Linked DNA regions of Homo sapiens: region 1 is linked to region 2. Evidence: chromatin loops called from intact Hi-C (ENCODE). Cell type or tissue: GM12878. All regions are shown on one strand. Links, peaks and the distances in the headings refer to the core of each region. The heading gives the core; the rest is flanking DNA.

Evidence for each region. Peaks named below come from ENCODE experiments on the same cell type or tissue, not always from the same donor. Only the 100,000 strongest peaks of a DNase experiment are listed, where the experiment ranks them.
Region 1: a loop joins it to region 2, with 15 times the contacts of the local background. A loop is called at or near these places in 1 of 110 quality-filtered maps.

What each region holds. Positions count from the first base shown.
Region 1 is chr12:48,875,304-48,879,694 of GRCh38, forward strand. No RefSeq gene overlaps it. Among named protein-coding and RNA genes, the nearest start is that of RND1, 12 kb to the left of the region's middle. In GM12878, for the core only: no CTCF peak of the experiment used is centred there; no DNase peak of the experiment used is centred there.
Region 2 is chr12:48,150,083-48,154,431 of GRCh38, forward strand. It overlaps ASB8 (ankyrin repeat and SOCS box containing 8), which reads right to left. Exons shown (of 4, transcript NM_024095.5): 2 at 3,286-3,447; 3 at 1,119-1,223. The coding sequence starts at 3,414. Among named protein-coding and RNA genes, the nearest start is that of ASB8, 5.3 kb to the right of the region's middle. In GM12878, for the core only: no CTCF peak of the experiment used is centred there; a DNase peak (open chromatin) is centred at 2,179; H3K27ac peaks cover 740 bases.

The DNA.
Region 1 (4,391 bases), core at 186-4,185, 730 kb after region 2:
CGCCTGCAAAAGTGAGGTAAACCAGCTATGGTAGGAAAATGGCTATAAGGAGATTTAGTTTCTCTATTTCTAAATGGCTAGGTTAAAAACAAACACAAGAGGCTGGGCGAGGTGGCTCATGCCTGTAATCCCAGCTAAACCCCTATTAAAAATAAAAAATTAGCTGGGCATGGTGGCACGTGCCTATTATCCCAGCTACTCCGGAGGCTGAGGCAGGAGAATCACTTGTACCTGGGGCGTCAGCGCAAGACTCTGTCTCAAACAAACAAACAAACAAAGCACAAGAAACTACATAGATAACGTTCATCCTCTGCTTAAAGTCTTCCTGTGGCATCAAGTCCACTTTTTTTTTGAGACAGTCTCACTCTGTCACCTAGGCTGGAGTGCAGTGGCTTGATTACGGCTCACCTCCATCTGCACCTCGGGAGGTGCAGCCTCCACCTCCCGAGCTCAAACAATCCTCCCACCTCAGCTTCCCAAGCAGCTGGGACCACAGGCATGCACCAGCACACCTGGCTAATTTTTGTATTTTTTGTACAGATGGGGTTTTGCTATGTTTCCTAGGCTAGTCTCAAACTCCTGGGCTCAAGGGATCTCCCACCTTGGCCTCCCAAAGTGCTGGGATTACAGGCCTAAACCACTTTGCCTGGCTTTTTTTTTTTTTTCAATTGAGTCAGGGTCTCACTCTGCCATCCAGGCTTGAGTGCAGTGGTACGATCATGGCTCACCGAAGCCTCAACCTCCTGGGTTCAATCAATCTGCCTATCTCAGCCTTCTGAGTAGCTGGGACTAAAGGCATGAGCCACCATGACTGGCTAATTTTTTTATCTATTTTTTGTAGAGACAGGGGTCTCCCTATGTTGCCCAGACTGATCTTGAACTCCTGGGCTCAAGCAATCTGCCCACCTCAGCCACCAAAAGTGCTGGGATTACAGGCGTGAGCCACCGAGCCCAGCCATCAAGTCCATTTTGAATAAAATCCAACTTCTTATCCTGGTTCCTAGAGCCATACATGACTTATGCTTGCCCCCTGGCTGACCTCATCTCCTGCAGTTCTCCTCTCTCCAGCTATATTGAACTTTTTAAAATTCCTCCAATAATGGCTTTAAAACTTTTCTATTCACAAGTCACAGTCAGAAATACATGTTATATCACAGTCCAAAACATACACTCATGCTATATTTAGAGATATAGATATATCAATATATATCACACTATATATATCTCTGCATGCATATATGTATATGTCTCCTAAAGTTTCCTCAAACATTAACCTTTACAATGCATTCTGATATTTTCTTTTCTACTTCTTTTTCTTTTTCTTTTTTTTTTTTTTTAAGATGGAGTCTCATTCTGTCACCAGGCTGGAGTGCAGTGGCTCACTGCAACCTCCGCCTCCCGGGTTCAAGTGATTCTCCTGCCTCAGCCTCCCAAGTAGCTGGGACTATAGGAGTGCACCACCACGCCCAGCTAAATTTTTTATTTTTAGTAGAGACGGGGTTTCACCATGTTGGCTAGGATGGTCTCGATCTCCTGACCTTGTGATCTGCCCGCCTCGGCCTCCCAAAGTGCTGGGATTACAGGTGTGAGCCACTGTGCCTGGCTACTTCATTTTTTGAATGCTTGTCAGGACTCACTACATTGATTTCACTATCCACTGTGCTCACACACCAAACTTATACTCAGGGCCTTTTCACTGGCTGTTCCCTCTACCAACAATGCCCTTCCCCCTGACTGCCCGCATTGGCACCTTTTCATCCTTTACATCTCAGGTTAAGTGTCTCCTGTCCAGAGAAGTCAGCTAGCCTGAAGTAGCCACCTGATCCTTCTCTTTCATGTTCTCAGTATGGCCTTTATCACTCTGATATTTTTCTAGTTTATGGTTTTTGTTGACCTATTTTTTTGTTGATCGTCTTTCTCCCTCACTATGATAAGGTGGACTCTGTAGGTGCAGTGACCTTCTCACTTTGGTATCATACCTAGAACAGTGCCTGGGAACAGCAGGTACTCGGTATTATTAGTAGACTGTGGGAATGGGCCTAGTCAAGACTCTTGCTCTCTTTGGGCCTCGGCATTCTCCTCTATACAGTGTGAGGTCGGAGCCACTCCCCAAGACCCCTCCAGCTCTATCAACCCAGTTTTCCAAGAAGCACCAGAGGATGTGCTCCAGAAACCCAGCGTTGGGCCAGTGGGTGGGACAGAGATGGCCAAGCAATCAACTGAAGCCAGATACTGAGATGGGGCCTTGCTTCCAGGCTGCTGAAGGCCAAGGATATAAACCCAGGCACAAAACAAAGAATGGAAAGGCAGAACTGGGGCCAGCCAGACATCAGGAAGACAACCGTGTTGATGTACTTCCCGTGTGCTAAATGCTCTGCCTGCATCGTGTCATTCAATGCTTGGTCCTCTGAGGGTGGAAGAGGTGGTACCAAACATCATGATGCATTCTGGCTCCGGAGTCAGCCAGATCAGATTCAAAACCTGACTACAACACTTGCAGAGGCAGCACAGGTGGAGAATGCAGGCTCAGGCCACAATGCCTGGGTTTAAATCCTGGCCCTGCCAGTTACTACTTATATGTCTTTGTATGACTTTGAGTAAATCACTCAACCTCAGACTGTGCTTTTTTTTTTGAGACAGAGTCTCACCCTGTTGCCCAGGCTGGAGTGCAATGGTGCGATCTCGGCTGACTGCAACCTCCGTCTCCTGGGTTCAAGCTATTCTCCTGCCTTGGCCTCCCGAGTAGCTGAGATTACAGGCTCACGCCACCACACTCGGCTAATTTTTTGTATCTTTAGTAGAAATGGGGTTTCACCAAGTTGGCCAGGCTGGTCTCGAATTCCTGACCTCGTGATCCACCCACCTTGGCCTCCCAAAGTGCTGGGATTATAGGCGTGAGCCACCACGCCCGGCCCTCACTGTGCTTTCTTATGTCTTTTTTCTTTTTTTCTTTTCTTTTCTTTTCTTTTTGAGATGGAGTCTCACTCACTCTGTTGCCCAGGCTGGAGTGCAGTGGCACGATCTCAGCTCACTGCAACCTCCACCTTCCAGGTTCGAGCAATTCTTGTGTTTCAGGGTCCCAAGTAGCTGGGACTACAGGTGTGTGCTACCACGCCCGGTTAATTTTTGTATTTTTAGTAGAGATGGGGTTTTGCCATGTTGGCCAGACTAGCCTTGAACTCCTGACCTCAAGTGATCTGCCCACCTCAGCCACCCAGAGTGCTGGGATTACAGGCGTGAACCACAGCACCCAGCGTTAGCTTTCTTATGTCTTAATGGGGGTATATTCATTGCATTAACTCATGCTCTTTCCAGCACATCTCTGGAAAGCTTTCCTGGGGATTAGGAATGCTAAACAAACTTGGAATCTCCTATTGGCTTCCATCCTACCTGACCCTGTGGGCTGCTGGCCTCTGAATACAGTTTGCCGGTTGGAAGGCTCAAAGCTGAGGTCTGAGTCCAGGGTTCAGCACTTAACTAACCTGTGACCTTAGATAAGCCACAACCTCTGGGAGCCTCAGTTTTCTCACAAGCACTTAGGATTTTCTGTGCCAGGGTTCTATCCACAGCTGGAAAGTTCTGACAGCCAGCCTCAGTCTCCCCTACCTCAACACTTTCTCTTCCCTGAAAGAGAGAAAACAGAATTGCCACAGAGAGCCCTAAACTCTGTTATCATCAAGAATCTTGGCCAGGAGTGGTGGCTTGGCCAAGATTCTTAATTCCAACACTTTGGGAGGCAGAGGCGGGTGGATGGCTCGAGCCCAGGAGTTTGTGACCAGCCTGGACAACATAGGGAGACCTTGTCTCTACAAAAAATAAAATAATTAGCCGGGCATGGTGGTGAGCACCTGTGGTCCCAGTTACTCAGGAGGCTGAGGCAGGGGGATCGCTTGAGCCCAGGAGGTTGAGGGTGCAGTGAGCTGTGATGGCACCATTGTACTCCAGCCTGGGTGACAGAGTGAGACCCTGTCTTGAAAAAAAATCTGCTGGGCTTGGTGGCTCATGCTTGTAATCTCAGCACTTTGGGAGGCTGAGGTGAGTGGATCACCTGAGGGTAGGAGTTGAAAACCAGCCTGGCCAACATGGTGAAACCCCGTCTCTACTCTCTACTAAAAATACAAAAATTAGCCAGACGTGGTGGCAGGTGCCTGTAATCCCAGCTACTTGGGAGGCTGAGACAGGAGAATCACTTGAACTGGGGAGGTGGAGGTTGCAGAGAGCCAAGATTGCGCCATTGCACCCCAGCCTGGGAGACAAGAGTGAAACTCCATCTCCAAAAAAATAAAAAATATTTTTTCCTCTTCCAGCTTTCTCCAGGTGGAATAATTAAAATCCTTTTTTTTTTTCTTTCTTTCTTTTTTTTTTTTTGAGACGGAGTTTCACTCTTGTTG
Region 2 (4,349 bases), core at 19-4,018:
CTACCTTTGCTATGCAGTGCTCTGAACAGGAGGGTCAGCAAGCAACTCCCAGGGAGTCCTGGTGATAAAGATGAAGATATGACAGGAGCTTAGGAGCAAAAAGGAAAAGAACTGTCCTCAAACAGTCAACACTATTATGTGCACTGACTAGCTGGTCTGCATTATTTTGGTTTTTGCTGCAATGTTCTTTTATCTATTCATTAGAATCTCTACCACAGAGTAAGGGGTAAGGCAGGAATAGAGGAAGTCTAAGTCCCCGTAACTGCTCTGAAACATTACTGGAAAGCTGCTTGACTATACAGAGTTTTGGATTATTTTACTTACCCTGACCCTTTCTGTACCCTGTGGCTAATGTAGCAACCAAACTGAAAAACATAGCTTTTGCTAAGTTCTTTAACCATACAGAGAAATTCAAAATGTTAGAATATAAGTCAGACCTTTGCAAAAATATGCTGTGGGTTCACAAGAGAACCCAAATGAAAGCATGTGATAGGAAGAGCACAAATCTCCCAGTGCTGGAAAAGCAGCTGGCTTGCTGACAGTCAGCATCACCTGTAGTTTTTTTCTTCAAATTTCCAAATAGCATATACCCTCATTAATGAAAGACAAAAACAAAAAAAAACCCTGAAACATTTAAGTAAATTCAACCTTTTATTTGGCTAAAACCTATCTTAAGTACCACTTCTTAAGTACTTTAAGTACTTTTAAGGGTACTTTAGATTTAATCAGAGTTGAGGGATCTCTGCATTTATATCTCCTGGATAGACAATAAGCAATGAGAAGATTAAACGGAAATATAAACAGCCCCTACAAGGTAAGCTTCCTGAAGTGATGGCCAGTGACAGCTTAAGTTAAGGAGAAGAAAGAAAGGCAGAGTATCAGCACCATACAATGGGGGCAAGCAGGGTGGGGACAGAAAGGTAAAAGAATGAAATCCTTAGATCATTTTATATATTTACCATTACATTTTCCTTAATATTGGCTATGCCAACATTACCTTGAGTTAGAAGTTCAGACTGGAGGAGGGAAGAGATGGAGGAGTGATGGGGAGAAATTCTAAGAAAACATGAAGCTCAAGTTTTAGTGAGTCATTAATGTGAATGTGTTAAAAACATTACCTCGGCTCCTTTTTCCAGAAGTAACTCCACACAGTCAGCATCTGACACCATACAGGCACAGTGCAAGGGCTTCAGTGTGCCATGAGTGCAGTTCACATCTGCTCCCTGTGGGCAGAAGACAACTTCAGTCAGTGTGTTCAGCTCTGGCTTGCCCAGCAGGACAGAATTCAGAACTGAGTCCAGGGGACAGAGAGTTCTAACTCTCACTATTTTATAGATACAGTGCTAGTTCCTGTTTCCTTTTCTATTAATATTATGTCAATGTCCAAACCAAAGGAGTACACTGAAGATGAAGGAAAGGAACTGTTAATTCCTTAGATCAAGTTACTAAGTTTCTCCACAAGGGAGGCTGCCAGATGGTCACCTGGACATCACTGAAGACAATCTTATGTATCAAAGCACTGGAAACCTTATCATCAGGCAGGAAAGCTGGACCAGCAATCCACTTTCTATGGCCACCATGCTCTGGAAAAGTAGGAAAGTGAGTCTGTCAGACTGAGGCCAGAAATGGCATGCTCTTTTGTCCATTCAACAAATGACCATCATTAATAGTGGCATCATCTTAACACGGTTTTTCCTTTTTTATAAACATCTTCAAAGTAGCCTCTTAGTATCAGTATTCTTTACCATCTAGCCTTTGCTGGTGCTTCTATTCAAAATCAAAGGAGAGGCCGAGTACAGTGGCTCACACCTGTAATCCCAGCACTTTGGGAGGCTGAGGTGGGCAGATCACCTGAGGTCAGAAGTTTGAGACCATCCTGGCCGACATGGTGAAACCCGGTCTCTACTGAAAATACAAAAACTAGCTGGGTGTGGTGGCGGGCATCTGTAATCCCCGCTACTCGGGAGGCTGAGGCAGGAGAATCGCTTGAACCTGGGAGGCGGAGGTTGCAGTGAGCCAAGATCGCGCCATTGCACTCCAGCCTGGGCGACGAGCGAAACTCCGTCTCAAAAAAAAAAAAAAAATCAAGGGAGATGGAGATACCAGTCAGACCAAAGTCACTGAATGACTCAGCAGCAGAGCTAGAATTAGAATGTTACAAGGTTTCTACCGCGGAGTCTCCTGACACTACTTTTGCTGACAATAAGCTAACACTGCATGACTTTTCCTTCTTCAGTTGTGTCCAATAACTCTGAAGCAGCTACAGAGATCTAGGCTGTAAATGACGAGCCTGAAGTCTTAGAATATACACAAGTAACCATCTGGATGCATTTTCTGGTGATCAAAAACTGTGTAACTTCTCTTCAACAAGAAAAATAAATAGAAGAGGATAGTAAAGACCTTCTAGGATACTAGTCACATAACAATTATTGAAGGGCCATGATTAAACATCCGATGGTTAAGGTGTTTTCTTAAACTATAATTACCATGCATTTTAGAGGTTGATATCCTCTACAGAGCTAGAAGTGGTAGCTGCTTTTAACATAGAATGTAAGTAAAAAATCTCTCCATGTAATTATTGTAACCCAGGTATGAAGAAAGGCTCACAAGGATTTAAAAACCACCTCTGTAGCCAGGCACAGTGGCTTACACCTCTAATCCCACGACTTTGGGAACCCAAGGCAGGTGGGTTGCTTGAGCATGAGAATTCAAGACCAGCCTGGGAAACATGGTGAAACACCATCTCTACAAAAAATTAAAAAAAAAAAAATTAGCTGGACATGGGTGGCATGTGCCTGTAGTCCCAGCTACTTGAGGGGGCTGAGGTGGGAGGATCGCTTGAGCCCAGGAGGTCAAGGCTGCAGTAAGCCATGTTTGTGCCACTGCACTCCAGCCTGGGTGACAAAAGTGAAGCCCTGTCTCAACAAATAAAAATAAAAACCACCTCTGCTTTGCTCACCTCCTCCCTTAATAAAACATGTATAGAAGACTTTGAGCTCAATGGATTACATATGCATCGTACTCAGATATTTTACAAAGAACATGAGACTAGGGTTATTGAGAACATATTCCATGAAGAAAAATATCAGATACACAAAGTGAAAGGGAGAAGGGAAGCGAAGCAAACATAGGGGAAATACATTTTAATGATCAAGTTAATGCAGTTAGCAAAATGTAAAAACTCCCTGTGATCTTGGGTTGAGTCAAAGCTGCAAATCTGTGATCCATGAGGATTTTGCCCACTTCATATCGCAAGGACTCTCCTGTCAATACCAGCACACTCACCCCTCTGATGAGGTCCTCTACATTATCATGTGGGAAGGAACGGATGGCAGCAATTGTTCGGATTAAGCGCTCGGAGAGAGAGTATTTGCTCTGAATGCTCTGCATAATATACCACATACTGGAACTCATCAAGGCTCAAGGTGTTCACATGCTCCAAACTGCCTGAAACAAAGAAGTTTTCGGCATATACAATATCACTGAGCACACCTGTCTTTAGGGTTAGGTCTTCTCTGAGGCCTTCCCAATGCTAAAAGCAGATTTCAAGGAGTGATTAATACTATTTCCATAATCATAAGGAATTGGATTATAATAGTTGCCTAGGGAGTTGGATAAACCTGGACACAAATGTTCTACTCTAACCTAGTCTAGCACGAGATTTCCCCAAGAGGTACTAAGACCCCCGTGGAGCTCTGTGTGGTTTACAAACGACTAGGCAAGGAATAGGATTTTTAAAAGGCTGAAGAGGTCAAAAAACATTATTTTCCTTCTTTGAATTTTTGTGGTTTTTATGATCAGCACCACCATTAAGTTATTTATAACACTGGGCCTTGCAATATAGTTATGTACATATTGTTTCTCCATCGAAACTGTAATCAACTGGAAGGCAAGGACTTTGTCTTCTACTTTTTCACCCATGTAAGGCCAGCCACAGAATCTCACAAAAGGTAGGTATTTAACAAATATTGGTTGGTCGACTGACTAAACAGTATAGAAGTGATTGTTATGTGTGAAAAGAGAGGAAGAAGGCTATGGAGCAAATATATCTTAATAATGAAAAGTTATCTGAAACATTTTCAAATGTGTTCAGAAGAGGAAAAAAAGGAAATATTTGGCAGGGCGTGGTGGCTCATGCCTGTAATCCCAGCACTTTGGGAGGCCGAGATGGGTGGATCACAAGGTCAGGAGATCCAGACCATCTTGGCTAACACAGTGAAACCCCGTCTCTACAAAAAATACAAAAAAATTAGCTGGACGTGGTGGTGGGCGCCTGTAGTCCCAACTACTTGGGAGGCTGGGGCAGGAGAATGGCGTGAACCTGGGAGGCAGAGCTTGCAGTGAGCCGA